Regions from separate parts of the Homo sapiens genome. Here region 1 is linked to region 2. Evidence: chromatin contacts called from ENCODE Hi-C data. All regions are on one chromosome and are shown on one strand. The core of a region is the stretch at or near the end of the contact, and the rest is flanking DNA. Distances in the headings are between cores, read along the strand shown. Region 1 holds the start of RNF215 (ring finger protein 215). Region 2 holds the start of ASCC2 (activating signal cointegrator 1 complex subunit 2).

Region 1 (6,210 bases), core at 2,251-4,750, 550 kb before region 2:
TCTTCCTAGGTCCCCCTGCAACTTTACAGAATAAGGAGAGACAGAGGAATTGGGGCCTTCTCCATGCAGGTCTCTGCCCAGCCCAGGGCCAGGAAACCTTGTATCCCAAGAAACAAGCTACTTGGAATCACAGCATGTCTGATGAAAGGCCCTCCCAAGTCATTTAGTCCAAGCTCCCATTTTACAACTGAGGACACAGGCCAAGAAAACGGAAGTGGCTTGCCCAGAGGCCCATGGTGAGAGAGTGACAGTCCTGTCCGCTCTAGCTCCCCACCCTCTCTTGGGAGTTTGGATCTGCGGGTTGGGCTACTCCAGAGAGAGCCCACAGGGCTGAGGGTCCTGTTGTCCATCCCTGGGAGCAGGGTGCCTGCATGTCTCTTAGCTGGCATCCCTTCCCCCGCTTCTGGGGTCCTCCAGTCCCCTTCTCCTCAGATACTCCACTCCCAGGCAGGGCCTCAAGGTCACTCGTCTCCTTGCAGTCAATCTCCCACCCTTGGCTGCCTCACTTCCTGGGCTTACACTGCACTCTGCCCCCCGCCAGCATTGGCTCCAATCTTTACTGTTTCTTTACCCACCCCCTAACCCTCCTCACCCCAAAGCAGCAGAAGGCCCCTGGCTGGGCTGAGCTACACCCACCCACGTTGAGGTAACATCCTCCAGCTCTTGTTCCTTCTGCGATAACCAGGGGTTACCCCATGGAAGAACACACCACAGGGAACTGGTTACCCACCAAGTTTGCAAGGGGGCTCCGGCTCCCACTGATGGAAGGCTAGGATGTGGATATTTGTAGGGAAGCAGAACTGTGTTCTAGGTGGGGGACAAGCGTGAACAAGGACCTGCATCTGGTTGGAGTGTGTATGTTGAGGGGTGACTAGGTCAGTGGGGTGAAGGGTAGGGAGAAAGTGGGGACAGGGCAGGCAGAACATGGAGCCAAAGACCTGGCTGATTACAGGGTGCATCCTTGCAACCCTGTTGTTGGGGCTGACAGATGGGCTGGGACAGTCACAGAAATGGAGAAGCAAGCCTCTTCACGGGCACCACGGGGCTTCCACAGTGCATTTTGTAGCTTATGAAGAGTGCTTTCCCACATATGAAAAAACGTTAGTAACATATCCAATTAGTGATCCTTTATCCTTGGGCGATACATTCCAAGATCCTCAGTGGATGCCGGAAACCTCAGGTAGTGCTGAAAACATACTGTGTTTCTTCAATCTGATAACTCTGAGGCCTACTAAGTGACTAACAGGTGGTAACATTTACAGCGTGGGGAGGATTCATATCCAGGGAGGGATGGAGAGGAAGGGCAAGAGATTTCATCATGCTACTCAGAACAGCATGCAATTTAAAACTTATGAACTGTTTATTTCTGGAATTTTCCATTTAATATTTTTTTGGACCTCGGTTGGCTGAAGGTAACTAAAACCTCAGGTAAGGGGAGACTACTATAGACCAATGGAACAGAACAGAGAATCTAGCTACGTGCAGTGGCTATTGCCTGTAAGCCCAGCACTTTGGGAGGCTGAGGCAGGCAGTTCCCTTGAGCCCAGGAGTTCAAGACCAGCGTGGGCAACATGGTGAAACCCTGTCTCTACAAAAAAAAAAAAAAAAAAAAAAAAAATTAGCTGGGCATGGTGACACACCCCTGTGGTCTCAGCTACTTTGGAGGCTGAGGTGGGAGAATCAGTTGACCCTGGAGGTTGCAATGAGCTGAGAAGGCACCATTGCATTCCAGCCTGGGCAACAGAGAGAGACCCTGTCTCAAAAATAAATGCATAAATAATTTTTTAATGCTTAAACTTTTACTTTTCTTATTTAGGTCTTTAATCTATATGGAATTCATATTTTGTATATGATGTGTATGTAATAGGGGTCTAATTTCTTCTCCTAATGGTTAATTCAATTTCTTAGCACAATTTACCAAACAGTCCATGCTACTGCCTCCTTGTATCTCCACAAACACAATGTTTCCTCTGATGTACACCATCTTTAGATGTGTGGGTCAGTTTCTGGCCTATTTCATGTTCCATTTGTCTGTCTTTAGGCTGATATCGGGGGCTGTCTTATATACCCGTCTCACACTTCTTCAGGAGCAACTTGGTCATCCCATATCAGTGTTCCTACAGGTGTTCACTGTAAAATTCTTTCAATTTTTCTGGAGAAAAAAGAGTGTTGTGGCTCATCTGGCCCAGGTTGGAGTGCAGTGGCACCATCTCAGGTCACTGCAAGCTCCGCCTCCCGGGTTCACGCCATTCTGCTGCCTCAGCCTCCCGAGTAGCTGGGACTACAGGCGCCTCCCAACATGCCCGGCTATTTTTTTGCATTTTTAGTAGAGACGGGGTTTCACCTTGTTAGCCACGATGGTTTCGATCTGCTAACCTCATGATCCGCCTGCCTCAGCCTCCCAAAGTGCTGGGATTACAGGCGTGACCCACCGCGCCCTGCCCACCATACAATTTTTAAAGGCTCAGGTTTCAGACTGAGCCAGCTCCCAGCAGCCCCAACCCTTGGAGAAACGGACAAGTTTTAGAACAGTAGTGGAACTTCCACATTCCAGTAGACATTTGAGTTATTTGCTGGGGGTGAGGCAGTGTTGATTGTACATGGTGCTTATTTATTTATTTATTTATTTAGAGACGGAGTTTCACTCTTGTCGCCCAGGCTGGATTCCAATGGCGCGATCTCGGCTCGCCGCAACCTCCGCCTCCCGGGTTCAAGCGATTCTCCTGCCTCAGCCTCCTGAGTAGCTGGAATTACAGGCATGCGCCACCACGCCCGGCTAATTTTGTATTTTTAGTAGAGACGGGGTTTCTCCATGTTGGTCAGGCGGGTCTCGAACTCCCGACCTCAGGTGATCCGCCCGCCTCGGCCTCCCAAAGTGCTGGGATTACAGGCGTGAGCCACCGCGCCCGGCCTATGGTGCCCATTTCACAGATGAGGGAAGTGACCCAGCCTCTCGGTCCCACTGAGGCACTGAGTCCCTGCCTGCTTCGTTTTGCCTTGCCCCCCAGCCCCTTTCCCCTGCCCCTCTATCTCCCCTGTCGGCTTCCCACGCCAGTCTCTGGTTCTCTGCCTCCTGCTGTTTAGTGGGGTCGAGACAGGGAGGACCGGGGAAGAGAGGGATGTGACTTGGCCCTGGCCACCCCGTGGGTCCACGGGGCTGCCGCAGAACAAGGGCCTGCCACCAGGCCCCTTAGACATCCCTTGCTCCTGCCCTTCTCAGGCTCTGATCGTGTCTCTGCTCCCCCAGGTCGCCCTTTCCAACTATTTTCCTGTCTGCCCCGCTGACGCGTCCGCTGCCGAAGCACCTCCTCTCTCTGACTTTCCGCCTTCCCGCTGCGACCCCGGTTTTGCCCCTCTCCAGCTCCCTCAGCCGCGGGCACCTGAGCTCTCCGCGGCCACCAGGGGGCGCCCGCGGCCCAGTCTGGGCGCGAGAGCCGCCAAGCGCCCACTCCGTTCCTCCTGGTGCCCCGCCCCGTCCGGCCGCGGCCCCGCCCCTCCCGGCGCCCCGCCCCGTCCGGCAGCGGCCTCGCTCCCTCCGATCCCCCCCGCGCCCGGGACCCCTGGCCCCACTGTTGGGCCAGCTCGCCGGGTCCGGCCATGGGCCCCGCCGCTCGCCCCGCGCTGAGATCGCCGCCGCCGCCTCCGCCGCCGCCTCCGTCTCCGCTGCTGCTGCTGCTGCCCCTGCTGCCGCTGTGGCTGGGCCTGGCGGGGCCCGGGGCCGCGGCGGACGGCAGCGAGCCGGCGGCCGGGGCGGGGCGGGGCGGAGCCCGCGCCGTGCGGGTGGACGTGAGACTGCCGCGCCAGGACGCTCTGGTCCTGGAGGGCGTCAGGATCGGCTCCGAAGCCGACCCGGCGCCCCTGCTGGGCGGTCGTCTGCTGCTGGTGAGCGCTGCTGAGCCATCTGGCCGCATCACTAAACCCCTCTCTCAACCCTCCCTAGAGACCCCGCACCCTGAACCGACGTTCATCCTCCACCAAGCCTTGAGAGTCCAGCGCCCCTCCCCAGGCTCCCCAGGCCCCCAGCATTCCGGCTTCCCAAACCAGAGAGCCAGATGCTCTGGGAACTCTGGCCTTGGCATCCACTGTGATGACCCCGGCTCCCTCCCCCACCACACCCTACCTCCCTCTGCTCATGGCCCCTTGCCACACAGATGGACATCGTGGATGCCGAGCAGGAGGCACCAGTGGAAGGCTGGATTGCAGTGGCATACGTGGGCAAGGAGCAGGCGGCCCAGTTCCACCAGGAGAATAAGGGCAGTGGCCCGCAGGCCTATCCCAAGGCCCTGGTCCAGCAGGTGCAGGGGATGTCTATGGGGGAGGGGGCTGGAGGAAAGGATTCCAAGGCATCTGCTAGAGCCAGGCCCTCCTTAGATGGGCCCTTAAGAGCTTGCAGAGAAGCCCTAGGCCTGGTGGGTCAGGGCACCCCAGTTTGAAGAATGGAGTCAGTATGGCTTCGAAGCAGGGAGGTGAGAGGAGGCCAGAGAGAGGTTGAGAAGCTTGACCAGGCTCTGAGAGTATGGGATGGGGGAGCTGCTGCTGACGACCACTGCTGGGACTGCCCTGATAGGACCGGGGAAGGCACAGCGCATCTGGAAGGGAGGCAGGAGGAAGAAAGCAGTTTCCACCTTTGACCTCAAGGAGCTTATGGCAGTCTGTCCAGAGTTTTGCTCACTGCAGGGCCAGGAGCTAAGAGCAGCTAGGGCTGCAGGTGGTGAGACAGGTGTGCAGGCAGGGTATATGCTAGCCTCTCGCCTTCTATCCCTCTGCAGATGCGGCGGGCCCTCTTCCTGGGTGCCTCTGCCCTGCTTCTTCTCATCCTGAACCACAACGTGGTCCGAGAGGTAAATCGGACCAGGCCGTGAGGGTAAGCAAGCTGGGGAAAGGGGGACCCAGGCCTGCTGACCTCCTTGTCTCCCTGCAGCTGGACATATCCCAGCTTCTGCTCAGGCCAGTGATCGTCCTCCATTATTCCTCCAATGTCACCAAGCTGTTGGATGCATTGCTGCAGTGAGTTGGTATTTAGACTTCAAAGGACTGACCCTGGGTACAGAGAGCCCCTGGTTCTCCCATGGACTGAGGGGGCTTGGGACCAGGGCCTTACCTGTTAGCCTTTTTTTTTTTTTTTGAGATGGAGTATCACTCGTGTTGCCCAGGCTGGAGTGCAGTGGCGCAATCTCGGCTCACTGGAACCTCTGCCTTCCAGGTTCAAGTGATTCTCCTGCCTCAGTCTCCCAAGTAGCTAGGATCACAGTCATGTGCCACCACACCCAGCTAATTTTTTGTATTTTTAGTAGAGACAGGGTTTCACCATGTTGGCCAGGCTGGTCTTGAACACCTGACCTCAGTTCCACCTGCCTCGGCCTCCCAAAGTGCTGGGATTACAGGCAGGAGCCCCCGTTGCCACTGCTGCTGCTGCTGCCCCTGCTGCCACTGTGGCTGGGCCTGGCAGGGCCCGGCCTAACTGTTAACTTTTTTTTTTTTTTTTTTTTGAGATGGAGTTTCGCTCTGTCACCCAGGCTGGAGTGCAGTGGCGCGATCTCGGCTCTCTGCAAGCTCTGCCTCCCGGGTTCATGCCATTCTCCCACCTCAGCCTCCCAAGTAGCTGGGACTACAGGTGCCCACCACCATGCCCGGCTAATTTTTTTGTATTTTTAGTAGAGACGGGGTTTCACCATGTTAGCCAGGATGGTCTCGATCTGCTGACCTTGTGATCTACTCGTCTCGGCCTCCCAAAGTGCTGGGATTACAGGTGTGAGCCACCGTACCCAGCCAACTGTTAGCTTTAAGACTGCCCTCTCGGCTGGGAATGGTGGCTCATGCCTGTAATCCCAGCACTTTGGTAAGCCAAAGAAGGAGTATCACTTGAGTCCAGGAGTTTGAGACCAGCCTGGGCAACATGGCAAGACTCAGTCTCTACAAAAAAATACAAAAATTAGCTGGGCATGGTGGCACATGCCTGTAGTCCCAGCTAATCAGGAGGCTGAAGTGGGAAGATCACTTGAGCCCCGGGGGTAGAGGCTGCAGTGAGCTGTGACTGTGCCACTGCACTCCAGTCTGGGTGACAAAGGGAGACCCTGTCTCAAAAAAAAAAAAAAGAAAGACTGTCCTGTCCCAGGCTGAAAAATGGGTGAGGGGATGGGAAGGAGGTGCCAGAGCCTGGAGCTTGGAGCAAGGAAGTGGCTCTGTGGGCAGAGAGGACTGGCCCCAGCA
Region 2 (6,356 bases), core at 3,857-6,356:
GGTCTTGGCTCACTGCAACCTCTGCCTCCTGGGTTCAAGCAATTCTCCTGCCTCAGCCTCCCAAGTAGCTGGGACTATAGGCATACGCCACCATGCCCGGCTAATTCTTTGGATTTTTAGTAGAGACGGTGTTTCACCATGTTAGCCAGGATGGTCTGGATCTCCTGACCTCGTGATCTGCCTGCCTCAGCCTCCCAAAGTGCTGGGATTACAAGCGTGAGCCACAGTGCCTGGCCTATTACTGTTTTAAACTACTGTATTGTGGGATGATTTCTTGCATAGCCCCAGATGACTAATACAATTTTGGACACTTAAACTCTGGGTAAGGGGTCAACCCCACTCCACACATATTGAAATGGGAGTGACAGTTCCCTAAGGAGTGATCAAGTTGCTATTGGTAGGAAAACAGAGGAAATAAACACTGGATGCCAAACAACAGCTAATCTCAACAATGAGTGCTCTGCAAACACATGCTTGCTGGAGGACTGATGTGCAAAAGAAGGGAACACTGATTCATCTGAGGTGACTCAGAGTGTCTGGGCCAGGCAAGACTCAGACCTAGATATTTCAATGTCTATTTCGTGGCACCGAATATTGACAGTTTTCTCCCTAGTTACCCCTACACTTTGTTGGTTTTAAGAACCATGGACACTCCTCTCTTTTGCCAACCCAAACTATTGTTCTTAAATTAGTTGTTTTTCTTTTAATCTAGAGGAGAAGCCAGGCCAAGAAATTACTCTGTATTTGCATGTTTGCAAATGACTTATGCATGATTTGAGTCCTCTCCTGTTAAACCAGCTTTTAAATTTAATTTCAGTTGGACACATATTAGCTCAGACAAGAATGTGTCCTTTGTAAACCAACATTCCTCATTAAGCTCTTTAGGCAAGGGAGAAAGATGAAAGAAATGTAAAAGTTAACGCTCCAGCTGATAGGGAGTCTCCTTTCTTCCTTCCTTTTCACTAACATTTTTTGAGCACCTACTGTGTTCTTGGCATTGTCTATATTATCTCATTTAAGCCTTCTGTTTTGTTTTGTTTTGTTTTGAGACTGAAGTGCCGTGGCACAACCACAGCTTACTGCAGACTCCATCTCCCAGGCTCAAACTATCCTCCCACCTCAGCCTCCAGAGTAGCTGGGACTACAGGTGTGTGCCACCACACCCAGCTAGTTTTTTTATTTTTATTTTTTGAGAGACTAAGTCTCATTATGTTGCCTGGGTTGGTCTCGAACTCTTGGCCTCAAGCAATCCTCCCACCTCAGCCTCTCAAAGTGCTGGGATTACAGGCATGAGTCACCACACCCAGCCTTAAGCCTTCTAATGATGATGAGGTGGATATTAACTACCTTGTTTAACAGATGAGAAAACAGATATGTTTGGAGAAGTTAGGTGACTTATTGGATGTTTTGTCTTCTTACAGTCATGTTATTTAGTTCCAAAACCTTAGTGATATGAACATCTTTGTACCCATAGGGAAAGATGGAACCAGTGCATATATTTTCTCCAGATCTACTATTTTAAGTTTTTCCTGGACCAAAGGCTGCTGTATGTGATTTTCTCCCAACTAATCACCAAGATACAGATTGCATTTTCCTTGTGCCCAGTGTGTGTGGATGACAGAGAAGAAAAAACAAAATAAAACAAAAACACACAGTTTCTGGCACCTTTTTCTGTCCCTTCCATGTCAGTAGAAGATCAGTTTTCCTAAAAATGACAGCAACAGGCTGGCATGGTGGCTCATACCTGTAATCCCAGCACTTTGGGAGGCTGAGGTGGGAGGATCGTTTGAGCCCAAGAGTTCAAGACCAGCCTGGGCAACATAGTGAGACACCATCTCTACAAAAAAATTAAAAATTAGCTAGGCATGGTGGTGCATGCCTATAGTCACCCCTACTCAGGAGACTGAGGCAAGAGAATTGTTTGAGCCCAGGAGGCAGAGGCTGAAATGAGCCATGATCACACCACTGCACTCCAGCCTGGGTGACAGAGGGAGACCCTATCTCAATAATAATAATAATAATAATAACAGCAACAAAGGGAAACATTCACTGTTCTGACGCAGCTTGTGGCCCTTGAGATCTCTTGGAGCTTGGGGCTAAACAGGGCTGAATTCAAATCCCCACTCCACCCACTTACCAGCTCTGTGACTCTGGTCTAGTCTTTAAACCTCTCTTTAAAATGGGGTCATAATAGCGTCTACCTCTTATCATTGTTACAAAAAGTCAAAGAGCACCTGGCTCAGTGGCTCACACCTGTAATCCCAGCACTTTGAGAGATCAAGACGGGCAGATCACCTGAGGTCAGGAGTTTGAGACCAGCCTGCCCAACATGGCAAAACCCCATCTCTACTAAAAATACAAAAATTAGCCCAGTGCATGCCTGTAGTCCCAGCTACTACGGAGGCTGAGGCAGGAGGATGGCTTGAACCTGGGAGGCGGAGGTTGCAGTGAACCAAGATCGTGCCACTGCACTCCAGCCTGGGTAACAGAGTGAGACTCCATCTCATTTAAAAAAAAAAAAAAGTCAAAGAGATAATATGTGTAAAATGCTTATTCCAGTGCCTGGGATGAAGCAAGGGTTTGACAAATGTGGTCATTATTATCACAACTGTCTTTATCTCTCTGCACCTCTACTTCCTCTGCTGCAGACCTGGGGTTGATATGCATCCTCCAAGTATCTGTGGCAGGCAGACTCTAGAATGGCCTCCATTGATTCACATCTTTTGGTATTCATGCCCTTGTGTAATCCCCTGTGGGCAAATCCTGTGACTTGCTACTAACAAATAGAACATGGCAAAACTGATGTCACTTTCTTGATTAGGTTACATGAGGTTGTAATTTCTCTCTTCTTAGTAGAATCTCCTATTGCCTCCTTTTGTTTGTTTGAGACAGGGTCTTGCTCTGTTGTGCAGGCTGGAGTGCAGTGGTGTGATCACAGCTAACTGCAGCCTCGAACTCCTGGGCTCAAGCAATTCTCCTGCCTCGACCTCCTAAGTAGCTGGGACTACAGGCATGCACCAGCATGCCTGGCTAATTTTAAATTTTTTTTTGTAGAGACGAAGTCTCGCTATGTTGCCTAAGATGGCCTCAGACTTCTGGGCTCAAGCAATCTTCCCACCTTAGCCCCCCGAAGTGTTGGGATTATAGGCATGAGCCACGGTGCCCGGCCCCTATTGCCTTCTTTTATTTATTTATTTATTTTTAATTTTTAGAGACTGGGTCTTGCTATGTTGCTCAGGCTCAATTTGAACTCCTAGGCGCAAACAATCCTCCTGCTTCAGCCTCCCAACCTGCTGGAACCATAAGCATGTGCCACCACTCTTGGCTTCCCTATTAACTTTTAGGCTTGCATGCTTTGATGAAGCAGGCTGCTACACTGGAGAAGCCTACGTGACAAGCCTTTAGCCAAAATCCAGCTAGGAACTGAGACCCTTAGTCCAACAACCATTAAGGAACTGAATTTAGCCACTAGACATGGGAAGCAGATCCTTTTTGAGTTGAGCCTTTAAATGAGACTCCAGCCCTGGCCGATATCTTGATTGCAGTCTTGTGGGTGACCCTGATGCAGAGGAGCCAGCTATGCCATCCTCAGATTCCTGGCCCACAGAAAATGTGAGATAATAAATATGTTTGTTGGCCAGGTGTGGTGGCTCACGCCTGTAACCCCAGCACTTTGGAAGGCTGAGGCAGGCGGATCACGACGTCAAGAGATCGAGACCATCCTGGCCAACATGGTGAAACTCCGTCTCTACTAAAAATACAAAAATTAGCTGGGCCTGGTGGCTCATGCCTGTAGTCCTGCCTACTTGGGAGGCTGAGGCAGGAGAATCGCTTGAACCCACTGTAACCTCCGGGAGGCAGAGGTTACAGTGAGCCAAGATCACACCACTGCACTCCAGCCTGGTGACAGAGTGAGACTCTGTCTCAAAATAAATAAATAAATAAATGTGTTTGTTATAAGTGGCAAGCAGTGTGTTGTTATAAGTTTGTGGTAATATGTTATGCAGCAATACAAAACTAATATAATATCCAGCCCCTCTCATCTCATTTCTGGTTTACAGCCCATCTCTCCTATTTCCTTAGCACCCTGCATTCATCACACTGACTCATTGCTATTGGTTTTCTTGCACTTCCTATCCTGTAAGCCCCTTGAAGACAGGCACTGAACTAAGCATTCCTTGTAGCCCTAGTGCAGATAGCAGGGGTTGGCAGGAGTGTCCTGGGAAATATTTCACAATCCCAGGGTGGGGTTGTGTTCTCCATTCGGGGGCTTCTATAACACCCCAATAATGATGGTGGTTGGTTTTGAATTCTTACTGTGTACCAGGCACTGAGATGAAGCCAGGAATGTGTGTTCTTAACAAGTTTTCTGTGATGATTCTGATCCATAGTCAGGCTTAGGAACCACTAAACCTACATTACCTGAGACATTCTGTAGAAAAAATTGCATCCTTCTCTTAGGATAGCTATACTTGTAACTTCCTTAAACAAAACAGAACAAAACTGTATTGCATACATACAGAAAAATGCACAAATCTTAAGCGTACAATTTGATGAATTTTCCAAAGTGAACACATCTACATGGCTACCACCGAGATGAAGACAGGGGGTGACCCCAGCCTCACTTGTGGCCCCTCCCAGCCCACAGCCCCAGAGGAAACCACCAATTTTAACACCATCACTACTCATGAGTTCTGTCTGTTCTAGAATTTCCCGTAAATGAAATCGCAGTCTGTACTTGTACATCTGCTTAACATTATGTTCGTGCTTTTGACTTGTTAAAATTTCTCTTCTGGATTAAATATGTAAAACGGTGACTAAGGAGGTCGGGCAGAAGGTGGAAGCCTGGGATTCCGAGACGTCCTCTCAGGTGCCATACTTGGATTTCCCGAGAGGTGTAATCACACAGCCCGCCCTCAGCTGACCTATTCTCTGCTTAAGCAGGAAGGGAGATAGGAGGGGAAGGGGGCGTGGCTACAGACGCCGAGTGTGGGGCGGAGTCTTAAGAAGAGAGGCGCAACCCGGGTCCGGCTTCCCGGCGGTAGTTTGCTCGGCTCTGGGGGCGGGGCCAGGCCGAGACTTCCTGTCTGCTCCTGCGGAATCGCAGTTTGACCCCGGAAGTGCGGGCGCTCAGGGAGCTGTCACCGTGGTCGGCGGCGGCGGCGGCGGCGGCGGCACAGAGCCGGTGGTGGAGCCGCCGAGGTGAGTGCGTGGCTGGTCCCTGCCAGATGCAGGGCAAGGGACCCCGGAGGAGCCGCGGCTATGCCTTGGGCAGCCTTGGCTCTCCCATCCTCTGGCCTCCATTGCGGGGCCCACGCTTACGCTACCTGAGGGGTTGTGAGCCGCCTCTCGAGACTTGGCCGCCAGGGTCAGGAGCCACGGGTTCGAAGTTCGGCCCCAGAGTGGCGTTGGACCAGCCACGATCCCCCCACGTCCTCACACCCGGGGCTTCAGTTTCCTCAGGGTTCATTCATTCGTTCAGCAAATATTTGTGGAGTGCTTCCTATGTGCCAGACACAGATCTAGACATTGGGGATACAAAGAAAGCAAGACAGACAAGGCTTCTGCCCTCATGGAGCTTACAGTCTAGTGGGAGGAGATGGTCAACGACAAGCAAATGCACAAGGTCATTAAAGCTATGACAGTAACTGGGAGAGTGGATACTATAGGCAGAGCCATCAGAAGGTCTCTGAGGAGAGTAGTATTTAATTGAGAGACTAGAGGAATGATGACAAAGAGGCTGAGGGAGCAGTAGCCCCGGGGATGCTCCCAGGCCATATTGCAATTGGGTGCTTGTAGGGAGCTCCCCCTCCCTTTCTTAGCTTTTGGCTTTTGCTGTCCTGCCTGGCAGGGGAATACAGTGGTGGGCACAGACATAGTCATGATTATTGTTTGTCCTTTTGGAGCTCAAAGTTCAGATTGTCCAGTTAATTTATTTTTTCCCCCCAAGACGGGGTCTTGCTCTGTCGCCCAGGCTGGAGTGCAGTGGCGTGATCTCGTCCCACTGCAACCTCCGCCTCCCGGGTTCAAGCGATTCTCCTGCCTCAGCCTCCTGAGTAGCTAGGATTACAGGCATGCACCACCACGCCCTGCTAATTTTTTTTTTTTTTTTCGGTAGAGACGGGGTTTCACCTTGCTAGCCAGGATGGTCTCGATCTCCTGGCCTCGTGATCCGCCCGCCTTGGCCTCCCAAAGCGCTGGGATTACAGGCGTGAGCCATCGCGCCCAGCCCTGCCTACTTAATTTGTACCCGTGCTTTAGACAAAAACTCAGGTCTTCCTTGACATCACTTCTTCCTCAAGCCAGGTCTCTCTTTTAAATGCTGCCACAGCTTCATGAGCCTTATCTACATAGCT

The links. Hi-C counts contacts between places; a loop is a spot of excess contacts on that map. Pooled maps may share reads with other maps.
Region 1: a loop to region 2 is called in a pooled map, with 4 times the contacts of the local background. The contact joins the promoter of RNF215 here to the promoter of ASCC2 in region 2. A Hi-C loop is called at or near these places in 5 of 50 pooled maps.

Annotation. Positions count from the first base shown.
Region 1 is chr22:30,384,701-30,390,910 of GRCh38, reverse strand. It overlaps RNF215 (ring finger protein 215), which reads left to right and starts at 3,500. Exons shown (of 9, transcript NM_001017981.2): 1 at 3,500-3,882; 2 at 4,152-4,295; 3 at 4,770-4,841; 4 at 4,922-5,007. The coding sequence starts at 3,598. RefSeq lists a silencer at 3,401-3,760.
Region 2 is chr22:29,837,024-29,843,379 of GRCh38, reverse strand. It overlaps ASCC2 (activating signal cointegrator 1 complex subunit 2), which reads left to right and starts at 5,106. Exons shown (of 20, transcript NM_032204.5): 1 at 5,106-5,202. RefSeq lists an enhancer at 4,774-4,833.